2 separate regions of the Mus musculus genome follow, and region 1 is linked to region 2. A link is a loop called in an ENCODE intact Hi-C map of the cell type or tissue named here. Cell type or tissue: gastrocnemius. All regions are shown on one strand.

Region 1 (8,000 bases), 77 kb after region 2:
TTTGAGCTGTATACCCTACTCTCACAAGCTGGGGCCTGCCACACAACTGTTCTGGTACTTCCTCTCTGGAACATCATAACACGCCCTAGTGACATTTCTTTGCTGTGACAGAAACTGACTGGAAGCACTTCGGGGAGGAGAGGGTTTAACTGGCTTACCCATTTAGGTCACAAGCTGTGGAAATTTGCATACAAATTCAAGATAGGAACCTAGAACCAGGAACATGGAAGAACACTGCTAGCTGGTTTATTCTCTAGCTCAGCTAGCTTTCTTACATAGTCCAGGCCCACCGACCTAAGCCTGGCGCCACTTACGAGTGGGCGGGGCCCTCCCACATCAACCATCAATCAAGATAATCTCTCACAGACATGGCCACAGGCTCATCTGATACAGGCCACTCTTCAACTGAGGGTTGATCTTCCTAAGTGACTCTGTTGTGTCAAATCAACAATAAACAAAAGGACAGACCCACTGTTTCATATAGGAACTGCTATTCAATTTTACAGCTACAAGTAGCTGGTCTTGTTCCACTAGTCTCACTACTTGTTATAAACACAGGCCATGAGAGAAATCCTCGACACATATTTATGTTCATGTGAAATAATTTCTAGGAAGAAATTCTGCTCAGTGAAACAGCTAAGTCGAAAGGCATGGCTAGAGCTGGAGAGATGGCTCAGTGGGTAAGAGCACTGACTGCTCTTCCATAGGTCCTAAGTTCAAATCCCAGCAACCACATGGTGGCTCACAACCACCACTAATGAGATCTGATGTCCTCTTCTGGTGCGTCTGAAGTCAGCTACAGTGTACTTATGTATAATAAATAAATCTTTAAACAAACAAACAAACAAAAAGGGCATGGCTACAGCAAGTGTGTTAGCATCGCCAGGCTGCTGTGAAAAGAACCACAGCATCAGCCATCATGGATAGCAGCATGTAGGACCCACCTTGCTATGTGGCTTGTTGTCACAGTTGTGGCTCTCCCCACAAAGTTAGGTCATTATTTGTATGGCTATAGCTTTGAATGGAGACAGATGGGCTCGTTTTTTACTTTTTAAAAGTTAAAGTTTCCTATATTTTATGTTCTGGCAACTTCACTTTTTTGTTATTTTTCTAGTTGCACCAAGTTTTTGGCTATCTCAGCTCATTAGCGACAGTGCCTCTGTGTCAGTGTCAGCTCTGTGACTCCATGGCCAGCAGTGCCATGTTAACTGTGTGCTCCTCCACCTCCACCTCCACCCCTTCCCCCGTTGTTACCACGGAGCTGCACACTCAGGCACCTGCCTCCCTGCAGCTCCTTATTTTCCGCCAGTAGACTGTTGATTGAAGACAATAATCTGATGACTATGGTCATTAAATACAGAGATTTTCTTTGAGTTTAAGGTGTATTTGCCTCTACAAACATCCCAGACATGCTTGGATACATTTTCCCAATCTGACTTTGGGCATCATATTCTGGGAAAAGGGTTTGAAATATATCTATTTGATAAATTATTAAAAATCCTTCATATTCTTTATTTTAATTTATTTGATCTGATTTATGAGGGCCTTTTCTTTTCAAGTTATTAAATCTTCTGAATATTATACCAATTCAGAAGAGCATAATTTCCGTTGATTTGTCTAAGCTATCACTTCTTAATTCAATATCTCTTCAATATCTTTTGTGCTCCACCAAGTATATTTGTGTATGTGTATTATGTGTTGGACTGTGTGTACATGTGTGTTTGTATGTGTGTGGTATATGTATGTATGGTGTGAATGTGGAGTATGTGTGTGTGAGAGTGTGTGTGTGTGTGTGTGTGAGTGTGTATGGTATGTGTGTGATTATGGGTATAGTGTGTGTGTGTGTGTGTGTGTGTGTGTGTGTGTGTACATGCTGCATCTATGTGTGTGTAGGCCAGAGATTGGCATCTGGATATCTTCCTCAGTTGCTTCTTCACTTTGTTTTATTGAGACAGGCTCTCACTCAACCTGGAGGTTGTCATTTCAGACAGACTGGTTGGCCAGTGAGCTCCTGGAATTTGCCTGTTTCCGTCCCTCAGCTCTGGGGTTAGATGTGCACTGCCACAGCCAGCTTCTGCATGGGTGCTGCGGATCCAAACTCAGGTGCTTATGTTCATTTAGCAAGCACTACCCTCAGGATGTTTATACCCAGAACAGTTCTGTGTGTTGTAGATGGGATGTACATTGATCAATCAAAGGCATTGAGTAAGATTTGAATTCAGAACCTATCCACTGTATGTATGTATGTATGTATGTATGTATGGTTTTTAAAAATAAATCTCTTTTCTCATATTCTAAACCTAAAAACCCTCTACTCATTCCCAAATAAATAAACAGAAAGCCTTTTCCAGTGTTCTCAAATGCAACTAGTGTCTCCCTCTACCCTTGCTGCTGCCCCTGACAGGCTGGACTTTAGTGGTTTATGCGCATCTCTAGCTGTGAGACTATAACCACAGGAGAACACCGACTTTGTCTTAGTCACACTTATTCCTTCTAAGTCTGAACATGGCCAGCCACAAGATTAGCCTGGGGTACGTTTTCTGCTGGTTACAGAAGTGGCACAGTTAAGAGCTAATTCTAGTGCAAAGGCAATCTATAAAAAATTCAGAGTTACCTGGCATCACCCAGAATTGAAATCATGCGGTACTGGGGCAGCTCGGAGGATGCTACATGTGCTAAGATTCCAAAGAGCCTTTCAGCCATTATCATGTCATTTTGAGTCACCTGAGAAGAAAGAGCAGAGAAGGATCAAGATGGCATTGCTTCTTAGCTAGATATAGCAAATACAATTTCAAAGAGACGTCTCGATTGGGCATTTTCTTTTAGTGCAGAAAAGTACATTTCCCAAGGCTGTGGAAGTCTCCACAGCAACTTCATTTTCCTTTGAGTCTAATTACAGAGGAGATGCTCAAATGTGACTCCTGGAAGCTGACTAGGGCCGGTGAGATAGCTTTGATTGGGAATTCAGGTGTCCTGAGGACTGTGCTTGAGGCACCTTAAGTTCTTAAAGGATGGCTTTTCTTTGTGTTTGTATGTGTGTGCATGTGTACATGCACATGTGTGTTTGCAGGTGTGTATGTCTGTGATATGCAAGCATGTGTGTAAGAGTGTTTGCAAGTGTGTGTGCGTGTGCATATGGTTTCGTGCGTGTGTGTGTGTTATGGTATACATGCACGCATGTGTGCTTGTAGGTGTGTGTGTGTGTGTATGTGGTTATGTGTATATGTGTGTGCAGTATGCCTGCCTGCATGCATGTATTTATGTTGGCAAGTGTGTGTGTATTGTATGTGTATGGTATCTATGCATGTACATAAGTGTGTTGCAGGTACAAGTGTGTGTATGAGCATGCATGAATGTGTATGTGTGTATGTGTATGGTACACATGCATGTGTGTAAGTGGTTTACAGATATGTGTGGTTGTATGGTTGTGTATGGGTGTATGGGTGTATGGGTGTGTGTGTGTACGCCTGTGGAGGCCCAAGGCTGATGTCTGTATACTTCATCAATAATCCTTCCACATTACATTCTGAAGCAGGGTCTGGGTCAACCCCAGAGCTCACCAGTACATACATTCTCACTGGCCATCTTACTCCAGGGATCCCATCTCTTCCTTCTAAGAGATCACAGGTGGATATTTATGTGGATTCTGGGAAGCCAAACTCCAATCTTCTTTCTTGCTTAGCCAGCATTTAAACAGCGCGAGCCATCTTCCCATTCCCTTAAAGATTATTTTTAAAAAGAAATACGAGAGTATCTCCTCTCTTGGCTATGGAGCAGGTTCTCATTCAGCCTGGATCTTATAGGTGCAGGAAGACAGGCTGGCCATGAGCCCCTGGGACCTACCTTTCACTGACCCACCCAACTGTAGGGCTCCTGCAACTGTGCTGCAGGCCTAGCTTTTACCTGGCTTTGGGGAATCTACCTAGGTTCTCATACTTGCACAGCAGGCACGTTTCAGACTGAGCCCTCTCTGCACTGCCCATTGCTCTTGTCACCAAGAGACAGGGTCTCATAGCCAACTCCTGTCTCAGCCTCTCCAGCGTTGAAAAAGCAGGTGTGTGTATTTGTGATAACACATTACAGAAGCAGCCTCTGAGGAAAAAATACCCATAGTTCACATATAATTCAGTCACATCAAGTGTATACATCAATCAGTGTAGACCACTTCCTTATCTTGGACCTTCATGGTGAAGGCTGCGGCTCCTTCAAGCCTTCCTTTAGCTGACTGCTAAGTTGTCTGGTCCAACACAGTCACCTAGTGGCCAATGCAGGCCACTGCTCCATCTTCTTGATGCTCATCATTCAATTCTCCCTCTAGCAATACTGCTCTACTACAGAAAGAGCAATATAACTGTAGTATATATGGTATAAAATGACAAGACTATGTGAGAAGGCATATCTTTCAGGCATTTTAATAAAATGTCAAATATCCCTGGTGCTGACATTTTCTAAAAGTTAAACTAGAATGCTGCATTGCTTCTGATTAATTCCCTGTACAATTACAATACTCTGTCTTTCCCAGCAGTTCTGTAGTAATGCAATCCCACATCTGGGCAATCTACTATTTATAGCCAACCAGCCAAACAGTCAAGCCATTAATGAGGAAGACTCCTTCACTTGCAGCCCCCGAACCTTTGTGTTTCCAGTCCAGATCAACTGTGAAAACCCTCCCACTAATTACCATGCCCTACCGGAGCTACAATCTCTGTCTGATGTAGAACTGAGGGGCACACGAGACTGAATGCAGACTCCTGAGAACTAGCTGGGGAGCTGTGGGGGCAACTTTTGGTCATCTCAAGGTTCCAGACTTTCCTGGCAATTTGATAGAAGGCTGATCTACTTTGGTTGAGGCATAGCATGGTTGCTTTTGACACGGACCCACAGATCTCCGTGCTACTAAGAACATGCTGGATTTTTGTAGGTCGAGGCTGGAGATGGCTGTGGTGTCCTAGTTGTGAGCAATACTACACCAGCACAGCTGACTACCAGTCATCTTATCATAGGGAAGTCTCCTGACCCTCAAGAGGCACCATAGTGAGAGATTAAAGATTATTCAGCTTCAACAATGATAGAAGCACAGTTCCCCTTTTTCCCTAAGTCATTATTTAAAGAGAACACAGTCTTTGAGTAGCTGGAGGCTTAGGCTTATGACAAACTCAGAAAAAAAAACCCATCTAAAACTCGCTTTTCATGAATAATTTTTCAGTTATTCAGCTGGGTCCTGAGTGATTCTACATCATGCCACTGCACCATGATCAATGGTTAATGGAGTAGTCCAGATGTGTGCTTGGACTTTCTCTCTCCACTTTCTATCACCCCATCTTTATGAGTGGACACTTAGTTTAGCTTCCCCATCCTCTCTTGGGTGCCACAGTCCCAAGAGCTCTGTGAAACATGAAAGGCTGCCTCGCCTGCAGAAGTTAGAGATTTTTCTTTTTTCTCTTTACAGTGTCATTTTTCTTCCAAGGTTTCTCTTCTCTGGATGCTTACAAACAACAGGAAAAGTAGCTACGATTCACCAGGAAAAGAACTGTTCACTGCTTTAGATCCTATACATGTGGACATGTGTGTGTAAGTGTGTGCAAGTGTGCGTGTCTGGAGGAGGATTGGGTGTGTGTTCATGTTCATGTTGGGGGGTATGAGCATGCGTGCGAGTGCACATGTGTTGCCCATGTGTGTTCTTCCTTTTTAATATTGTGAATGCTGAGATTTTATTTTGTAAGAAATGGTGTTTCTGAACAGTTCCATCACATCTGTATTCCCACCAAGTGTGCTGTCAGAGGCTCCATCAGGTGGGAGCTCATTCTGCAGTCTGCTTTGCTTTTTCTTACCTCTGTTCCATTTATTTTCTGCATGCTGAAGTGGCTGAGCCTGAACAGCACGTAGTACTTCCAGAGTGTAAAGTTGACCACTGGGTTTCCCTGAGGATCGATTGTCAACTGGTCAACCCGACGCAGCTGTGCCAGGGCATTGAACTGCTGCAGCATCACAAGGTTGGTCTCCCTGAATTTAAGGTGCTGCAATAGTAAACCACATACAAGGTCTTGCTCTAAGCTGAACCACCTTCAATACTAACCTTAACACATCACAGGCCATTTCCTGTGGGACCCTGGAAGCCTTAGGCTTAGGAAATAGGTCTTCAGTCACATTAAATCACTGGACTGCTCTAGGCCCATTGAACTTCAATGTACCCAATCCATCAGTCACTGGCGGCATCTACCCAAGACTCAAGTCTTAGGTGAGTCCTTCTGCGAAGGACATCCTCGTCTATCAGCAACTGGGATTCCTTAATGTTACCTAATAACTCAGACTCGTTCAATCATCACAGATTCTACACATTTTACATTAGTACTAATGTATAAAGGAAGATTCCAGAAACTTCTAAGCACAGGACTCACCCTGATGCTGAGAACCAGTATTGTCAACACTGCATCCTTCTGAAAGCCGTGCTGGTTACTTAACTTGGCCAAGGAGAATCAAAACACTAAAACAGAACTCCTAAAGCAAGCCGTCTACTTGCAAATTTGAATATTCTTTCTAAACACCTGCCTCTACTACAACTTATCTTCTTTAGGATGACAAAGAAGAAACATCATCTACTCTAAAAGGGGAAGTAAAGAAACACACGGTAGGGAAAGCTCTAGAGGAAACTTGCTGTAAAAGCACTGTTTCCCAATGTCTATCGCTAACTAGTGCAATACCCACAGTCAGGGAGGCTGCCGGCGAGTCAGCAGACTGAAGTAAACAGTCAGTGCTGTCAGAGGTCTGCGTCAGATCACACAATGAATATACGCACGCCATCCACACCGGTTTCAATGCCTGAAAACATGCTCGAGGGCTGTGTGTGGCTTTCTTTGTAAAATTGAGGTAGATAATATGCATAAAATTCCATTGGTCTTTTCTACTGAAAGAAGGACTGTCTTTAGAGATATAATTTCTAATATTCATACAAACCCACAAGGCCATTTATGGAACTAATTTAAATTCCAGTGCCAGAAAATCAACACAAAAGAAACTACAGAAAATGAAGTTGAAGCAGGCTTTGGCCTGAACACACAAGTTGTAATGAAGAACAATTCAAATATGCTTCCAAAGGAAAGTGTTTACCAGAGAATTTGGAAACTTCATCTTCAGTTTGGGAAGTACTTGGACAATTTCATCAAACTCGATGAACGTGAATGAGACCGTGGTGACCATGCCGGCTGTTTGAACACTCCAGTTTCGATCCAGGCATTCCAGCGCCCCTGAGCCGTACAGTGAGAGGGTTTCTCCGTCTATCTCCACCAAGTGTGTTTCTGTGACAGACAAGCCTTGTAACGCACTGCTGAGCCCTGCATCTAGAGACCTGCAAAAGTCTTTTTTTAAGTAACGTCTCAGGCACACAAAGGAAGTAACAGGCTAGAACAGCATGTTGGAAAGTGCTTTACAGTTTATACTCGTTACCCTCTGTTTCCAGTTAAACCTAGAGCATCCTACATTAATTACACTTAAAAAAAATCACATTTCAAAGTAACAGGCTTGTTGTGGTGTGTTCCTCTTCCGATGTTGAGCCTCTTCCTGCCCTCCTCCCCTCATCCCTCCTGCTGCTTGCTGCTCCCCTCCTCCCACAGACTCCCTGCTGCCTTCATGTCACATGTATCCTTACACTAATTCACTGGATTATCTGAAAGATTAACATTAACATCCAATCATGGTTACAGCTGAAATAGAAAAACTATCATAGAAACCTATCTCCAAGTCCAAATTAGTCATCATATTAATAAGATAATAATTTTATATATCTTAAATATGCTATTAAGATATTTTTATAACAACATAGTTTCCTGATTTATAAAGCTATATAGATAAAAATACATTTTAATATGTTTCCATAAGAATGATGAAATATTATTTATAAAATACAATATAGAATGTTTATAAAATATGTAGCTTTAACCTAGTTTCTATCTTGGTTACAGAGTGAAGTGAGAAATGCTGACTCTCTTTCTGAATAGTCTGAT
Region 2 (8,000 bases):
TATCCTTAAAGCTTCCCATCTCTGAAAGATTAGGGAAAGAGAGAAATAAGTTAAAAGTGGCTACTCTCCCAAGACGACTAAACACTAGGGGGTTGGGGGGGGGGGACAAACTCACTGCCTACCCAGTGCTTGTGCACTTTAGAGGACCCGGGGACACTGGGCAGGAACCGAAAGAATAGAGGATACTGGCTGGCTGGATGGTTACATAGGACAGCTGTGTGTTTAGCGGCTGGGCTGGAGTGCAGGGCTGAGTCCTTCAGACAAAACTCTGCACCTGACAGGGCTGAGATTATATGCAGGTTTCTTCTGGAGTGTTTAGTGAGTACCCACTTCTGGCAAGCACTGATCAGTCAGGGTAGACGGGAGAGATAGGAAGTGATATTGAGCACCTACTATGTGCCAAGGCTTTGCCTACGGGGCCTCAACCTCCCACCAGCCTTCAGCCATCGTTACTTGTAAAGATGGGCAAATATGACAGCTATTAAATGAGAAGCTGTCAGCCACCAGTCTAGGGAAGGAGAGTCGCTGTGGCTAGCCTGGCCAAGCCTACTTGTAATCTTCCAGCTCCTGTCACACCCCCAGCAGCTTAGGAATTTTCAAACCACGGTATTCCGAGCTTCTTAATACTTGTTGAGAGCATGGGCAGAAGGCTGGGCTCAGACGCTTTCAGGTAGGGCGAGAAGGAAGCGTTTTGCTTTCAAACACTTCGTCCAAAGGCCCCTTTAAGAAAAAAAAGGGGGGCTCTTCTAAGATCACAATTCCAATTCCCCACTACTTGCTCCCTAAGGTCCAAATGAAGGCCTCTGCTAAAACAAACAAACAAACAAACAAACAAAGCCAGTCATGTGCTTGGGCAGGCAAACACAGGCATCCCCCTGAGACTCAGATAGGCATCCTATGGCCTCTGTACCCATGTGGCACATGCACACTTGCGTACAGAAGGTGAGGGGGAGGAGGAAGGATGTGGTATTTGCAGTAGACCCTGCATCTGTCATAAAAGTATCATTCCTAGTTCAAAAGGCAGCCTGCAGCTGAGGTCTTCAAAGCTATTATGTGCACACAAATCAATTTCTCCCTCATCTGTGTCTGCACATGGATATTCTCTCTCTCTCTCTCTCTCTCTCTCTCTCTCTCTCTCCCCCATCCCCCCTCATTGTTTGTCTCCTTTACTTCCCTTCTTTCTCCCTGGGTGGTCATTTATTAGCTACTCTCCTCGCAGCCCCTGGAGGCCAGTGATCCAGCCAGTCTTGCTCCATATAAGCCCCCAGCACGCAGTAATAGTCGCTGGCACACAACAGATGCTCAGAAATATTTGCTGAAGACAAATTAAATGGAAGTGAATACTGGAGAGCCATTGTGATTCCTTGCAGGGAATGATGTGGTGAAGTCAGAATTTCAGGAATATTAATCTGTCAGCATGAAAGAAGATGGATTTAAAATGAAGAGAGCCACCCATGGCTGCGAGTCAGGAGGGAGATTGTTACTGTAATTTGGACATGGTTTAAGGTAGGGGCAGGAAAATAATTGGAGATATCATGAAAGAATGCGGAAGGGGCATTGTGATAAATGAGCTCTGCATGTGGGGAATGGGATACGGGTGCTGGGGGTGAGGGGCTTGAACATGGACACCAACAGCCAATTGGGATAAAAGTGAAGTCCTGGGGAGAGGAAAAGAACCATACTAAGACTCTGTGGGTAACAGACAAGATCACTAGGCAAAACAAAAACTTCAAGCCCTGATCTTCCTCCAAAACTCTCTGGTTTTCCTTACTTCACACCTGGCTAGAGAGACTTCCTAGCTCCGAAGAGTGAGGGAAAGACAGTCTGGTACCCCGCCCTGAGCTAGGCATGGAGATCATGCAAGCGCATCTTCCCCCTCCCTGAGGCCGATACACTCACTTGTGTCAGTAGGGGCTCCATGCATTCTCGCCACCCAAAACCATTTTGCAGGCTGGACCTTTGGGGATTCCCTGCTTCGGCCCTGCGGAGGTTTATAGGAAAGTCCCGGGACTCTCATCTGCTTCCTCACATTAATTTCCAGGGCAGAACTGTGCTTTTCAAAGGAATTCAGCTATGGTGCCAACAAAAATCTATAGGAATTGAGTAGGGCTACGTCTAAATCACATTTGAAAACTGTTTGCACCTTTGTACACAGAGACCCAATCAAGATTCTCTCAGGGCCAGCAACTGCATCCCTTCAGTCTCTACCAGGTCAGAAACATCAGTGATGTCCAAGACAACACAGTGGCTCTAAAAGGTGGGAGATCTTAGCTGATGCCCAGATGTCTCAGATGCAAAGGAAGTTGGACTTGAAAATTCCTTGAGTTCTGGCTATTTTACTTACTCCAAAGTCTAACGGGCTTCAGCGCCACAGATCCAAGACTTTATTTAATTCACCTACTGCCTGCAAAAGGGTGAGCCACTATCTGGCAAGGGATGCACTTTTTTAACAGCACAGAAAGCTTCAGGACTGCTTAAGATCTCACTAGACCCATAATTCCACGTGCTAAGTGGGTACCTCGAAATCCTCTTCCCAAGACACAGCTGAAGCTATTTCTAAGAAAACTGAAACTCCACTTCCAGATCTCTCCCACTTCAAGGTGAGCAAATTGATCAAAAGCTAACTGTTCAGTCGCATTCAGGGCCACGGGTATATGAGCTACATTTGACGTACAGAAGCAGCAACAGGTCCAATTAGGGGATCACTGACGCTGGATTGCAATGATTAACCTGACCTGGGGATCAGAGGCTTTCCAAGAAGCCAGAATGATGGAGGCCAGGGGCTGGGGCTCCAGAGGTGCTGACACTCCATCAACAATCCCAGGCTAAGAAAGGGAGAAAGGCTGGGGTGGGGACTACAAGTGCTATAGGTGCAACTCACCAGTTCAGCTCTGAGCTGCTGCGCATACCTCAGGAGGGCCAGTGGCTGCTTCCCCCAACCCCAGGGGGCCAGGCCCTAAAGTTGAGGGTCAAGGATGGAGAATAAAGGCAGAGCAGGCCTCCAGGAAAGAGAAAAGAAAGAGAAAGGTAGGGGAAAGGAAAAAGAAGAGGAAGAGGAAAGGGGAAAAAGAAAGGAAGAAAAAGGAAAGAGGAAATAGGAGAGGATGGGAAAGAGAAAAGGAAGGGGAAGTGTGAAAGAAAGAGGAAGCAGAAGAGTAAAGAGAAAGGGAAGAAAGAAGCAGGTACGACGTCCCGAGCTGCCGCCGGCCCCGACGTACCCACGCGCGCCAGTCTGCGGGGCTGCCCCGGGCTCCGGACTGCGGCCGGCCGGGCTGCGCGATCTGCTCACCTGGGCTAGTCCGAAGCGGCCGACTCCTCAGCCCCGCGTGCTTCCCGAGCGCCGCCGCATGGACGGCCGCCCGCCCCGCACGGGCTCCCGCTGCGCCCCGGTGTGTCGGGTGCGCGGGCGGCCAGCGAGTGCCCAGCGCACGGCTCAGGCGCGGTGTCTGCGGGTCGAGAGCGCGGTCCGCGCGCCCTGCCCTCCCGCGCGGCCTCCCGCTGTCACCTCCAGCCGCCCCTGCCGCCCCCTGGCGGCCGCCAAGGGGAGAGTCGGCCCTGGCCCACCCAACTACCCCAGGGACCCCTGGGAACCTGGTGAAGGGACATCCACCAGGAGAGGCAGCAGAAGGAAAGACTGTCCGGACAGAGGCTAGAGGGCAGGAGAGTGGTGATCATGGAACTTAGAGGGGGCCCGGGCTGCCCAGGGCCGTCAATGGGAGGTCAAAGAAGAAGGCAATGGAGACCAGAGTCTGAAGGCAGTCAGAGGCTGCCTTCATCTTAGCCAGCAGTTGGTGGGAGCCTTTGAAGGACTGCTGCCCCAGAGAGACAAGGACATCCTTGAGCATTGAAAAACAGCCATTCCGGTTGCAACCACGGGGTTGAGGCTAGTTTACAGTGAAGCTTTCCTTTCTAGCTTCCTGGGCATCCCTAAGACAAAAACTCCCTAAGCACCAGGACAACTCAGCACACCTGCCTGATCTAAGGTTCTCGGACTTGGCTGCAAGCAAGTGCATTTGCCTGCAGAGCCATCAAGCCATAGAGCTGGTCGCACTCCCAGGTTCTTGAGTCCAAACGATGCTAAAATGTTTCAACTCAGCCCATGTGTACTAGAGCTGAGAGAAGCAAGCAAGAGAAGGAAAATCTCCCCCTCCCCCTTTTCTCAATCGAGAGCAGGTTGACCTTAAACAATTGAAGAGGCCTCTAGGCACAGACAGGAGTCTCTCTCCCTTGAAGTGAATGAGCCTGTTTGTTTATGGCTGCCTCAAAAGCCTGCCTGCAGGGGCTGTTGGAAAAGGGCAGGTGTACCCTTGTGCTAATGTGGGTGGTGGCAGAACGCAGTCCTACTTCAGGGCCAGGCCACATCAGGGGTGGGTGTGGTGTGCTTTGTGGGAGCAGGAAAAAAAAAAAAGAGAGACAGGAAAGATACCCCACCATTAAAACAATAACAAAGAGAGCTGGGAAACACAGGGATGAGGCCAAAGAGGGAGAGTGGATTTTGAGAGCCTGGCACCTGGATCCAGCTGGGGCTGACGGAGTCCATCTGGTTCAAAACAAACAACTTTTGATGAGAGGCACCTGGGCGTGTGTGGTTAGACAACTCCAGGGTGTCTCACATCCAGATCCAGTGAATCAAAGAGATCTTGCACACTAACTCATTTCATCCATTTGAAACCAATAGCCAGGAGATGGCTTCACACCTGTAATCCCAACACTTCTTAGAGGAGGCAGGAGGATCAGGGGTCTAGGTCATCCTTAGCTTCATATCCAGTTTGCAGCTGGCCTGAGCTACAGGAAACTATGTTTCAGACAACATAGTTGAGGCTGGGAGTACAGGCCTATAATCCCAGGTACTAGGAGGCTAAGGAAGGGGCATTGAAAGTTCAAATCCAATGTGGGTAATTTAGGGAGATCCTATCTCCAAACAAAGAGCATAAACAGGGCTTGGGGTGTAGTGTAGGGCAGAGTGCCTGCCTGGCATGAATGAGGTCCTGGCTCTATCCCCAGCACCACTAGAAATCAAGAATTCTTAAAGGACAGAGTGGACTTAGTAACAGAATGAGGCAGGGACAGAGCACAAGGAAAGGGCAAGGTCTTCTTTATTGTTTTACTTTTGAAGAAATGCTGGACTTAAAGCTAATGTTGGAGAGATGGCTCAGCAGTTACAAGCCCTTGCTGCTCTTCCAGAGGCCAGAGCTCATTTTCCAGCACCCACGTTACCTGGAACTCCAGCTCCAGGGTACTTGACACCCCCTTCTGGCCTCTGTGAGCGCTCTCTCTCTCTCTCTCTCTCTCTCACACACACACACACACACACACACACACACACACACACACGGCAGTCACTCACACAGGCATACACATAAATAAAAATAAATCTTTAAAACAAACTCCAGTCATTATAAGATGAATTGTTTATATAAGAGCACTTCTTTATGCTAGAGGGGGAGGTTTCCTATTTCCCACTATTTACTGGCAGTCCTGTTCCACATCTTGTTATTAACTCATGGATGTATGCACATATGTATGTTTATATATTTGTTTATATATGTATCTATGTATGCATGTGTGTGTATGTTTATATATGTATGAATGTTTGTGTGTGTCTATATATGTATGTATATATGTTTGTGTGTGTATATATATATATATATATATGTTTATATATGTATGTTTGTGTGTATGTTTATATACATATGAGTCAGATGGGGAGGATTTTGTCCCATGTATGAAATAAGCTACTAACTCTAACCCAAAGACTGGGTAAAGAGGGCAGGTGTTTCTGATGACAGTCACAGGCCAGCTGCAGTCACTTAACTCTAGTGTCTGCCTGAAGTGCCAGTGTCATCTATATATAACATACCACTTTCACAAGCTAAGGACATAGGAGATATATATATATATATATATATATAATGTATCTATGTATCTATGTATCTATGTATATATATATATATATATATATATTATGTATCTATGTATCTATGTATCTATGTACACTGTCCCTGCATTCAGAGGTACCAGAAGGGGATATCAGATCCTGTTACAGATGGCTGTGAACTGTCATGTGGTTGCTGGGAATTGAACTGAAGGCCTCTGGAAGAGCAGTCAGTGCTCTTAACGGCTGAGCCATCTCTCCAGTGCCTAGGACGTAGGATTCTTACCACTTCTGAAAACAGCCCATGCTCTTGGTGCTCTTGGTTGAAACTCTCTGATTGAAGGCCCCTTTCCATGTTCCATTAAAGCCTCTACTATGTGGCTACAACCAATTGGCCCGTTGGGCCTAGAGGTGGCCCCTAAAATAGTAAATAACAAAAACAAACAAACAAACAAAAACCAACCATAATCTATCTGTAGTGTGTCAGCTCTGTACATGGAGGAGAGCCTCTGGATATACCGGTTTTCCCAAAATAATTTGCCAAAATAATTATGCAACCATGTTGCTCAGGATGCAATGGAAACAATGTAGTCACCCTATGGGGGTTGCCATCTCCTGAACCTGCCCTCTTCAGAGAGCTACACAGCACTGTGTTTGCTCATGCACCCCCAGGCTCACAGGACAGTGATCACAAGGGGTGAGGGAGGGCTCCTGAAAAGGTCAAGAGTGCTGTGCTGGGGTCTCAGAATTCCTGGATGGAGCAGGAGGCAGAGCTCAGTGAGGCAGAGCTCAGTGTGTCCCCAGGGAAGGAAAACAGCATGGGGTTCTGGCTCCTCCCCTCATCAAGGAGCCCTGAGACTGCCAGAGGGGAGACAGTGACAGCATAGCCCAGAGTCATTTGGCTATAGGTCTTTTAACCAGTAGACAGTTTCTTGAAGCCAGACGCCCAAGCTCTGAACACAGCAAGGTACTTCAGGGGCTGTGTCCCAGCAGGAAGGGAAGCCAGTATGTTAGCTGCTAGCATTTGAAGGCAGAAAGAAAACAGACATGGATCCAAACCCCTCAGTTCAGCCTCCTGTTGAGTCATGAGAATCCATCACCATTCTTATAAAGTTCTCTTCCTCTTCTTGCTTGGAAATTTGGATCCACGGTAAAGTCAAAGCAGGCTTGTGCTCAGCAAATGAGTGACAGGGAGAGATGGCGCAAAGGTTGATCCTGCCAACTTGACAGAATTTAGAATCACCTAGGAGACACACCATTGTGTGTGTGAGAGGGGTTTAATGAAGGGAGGGAAACCCAACCTGGATGACTGCCAGGAACCATAAAATCAACAATAAAGTCTCTTCGAGTGCTAGGAAACAGTATTGTTTTAACCCGTTTCTTGGGGGCCAGCAAGATGGGTCATCAGGTGAAGACGCTTACCACCACGCCTGATGACCTGAGTTTGGTCCCCAGGACCCCACGTGGTGGAAGGTGAGAACTGACTTCAGCACGCTCTATCGTATGTGTTTCCCTAGTATAAATAAAAAGGTGCGGTTAAAAATAAACCATCTGTAAAGTGGACCTAAGTATTTCAGGATGAACATTCCTGCTTGTCTCCTTAACTCGCTTCTTCTCCTTCCTCTTCCAGGGGTCTGGACTCTAACCTGCACACTGAGCCTGTGTCCTTTCCTATGGCTGGCTGCAACTTGACCTGTAACAAGACTACACAACAGTCCAGAGACTAATTTGTCTGCAGCCACAGTCTCTGAGGTCACGGGGTCAACATATTTAGATGGACTGTCCGGGGACTGTTGAAGATTCCCATGAAGTGTCCCAGAGGCTTCAGACACACCTCAAGTTATCTTGCTCTGCCCGTTCTATTTCCATCTCTCTCTCTCTTCCTCTCTCCTGCTCACATCCTGTCAGCAGAGATAGTGAAGTGGCCTTACCTGGCACAGCACAACTTTTGGAATTCCAAGTATTCGGATTATTTCTCTTTTCCCCACTTTCAGCCAGGAGGCAGCCTTCCATCTGAAGTTGCCCCTTGCTAAGAGAGGCAGCCCTGAAAGGAATCAGGATGGAACGGGATGAGCAAAGTGACCCAAGCAAGAGAGGAGAGAAGGGAAAGGTCTATTCTAGAAAG

Evidence for each region. Peaks named below come from ENCODE experiments on the same cell type or tissue, not always from the same donor. Only the 100,000 strongest peaks of a DNase experiment are listed, where the experiment ranks them.
Region 1: a loop joins it to region 2, with 2.3 times the contacts of the local background. A loop is called at or near these places in 3 of 42 quality-filtered maps.

What each region holds. Positions count from the first base shown.
Region 1 is chr9:60,595,472-60,603,471 of GRCm38, forward strand. It overlaps Lrrc49 (leucine rich repeat containing 49), which reads right to left. Exons shown (of 17, transcript NM_145616.4): 13 at 7,108-7,345; 14 at 5,832-6,017; 15 at 2,615-2,724. Among named protein-coding and RNA genes, the nearest start is that of 9230112J17Rik, 54 kb to the left of the region's middle. In gastrocnemius, CTCF peaks have their summits at 744 and 4,267; a DNase peak (open chromatin) is centred at 4,245.
Region 2 is chr9:60,518,577-60,526,576 of GRCm38, forward strand. It overlaps Gm51679 (a long non-coding RNA gene), which reads left to right and starts at 1,246. Exons shown (of 2, transcript XR_003948172.1): 1 at 1,246-2,600; 2 at 7,506-8,000. 9230112J17Rik (RIKEN cDNA 9230112J17 gene) reads right to left here. Exons shown (of 4, transcript NR_040464.1): 3 at 7,807-7,919; 4 at 5,391-7,388. It also overlaps a transcript of Thsd4 not described here. In gastrocnemius, a CTCF peak has its summit at 3,549 (motif pointing left); DNase peaks (open chromatin) are centred at 2,869, 3,468 and 6,694; H3K4me3 peaks cover 1,123 bases; H3K27ac peaks cover 306 bases.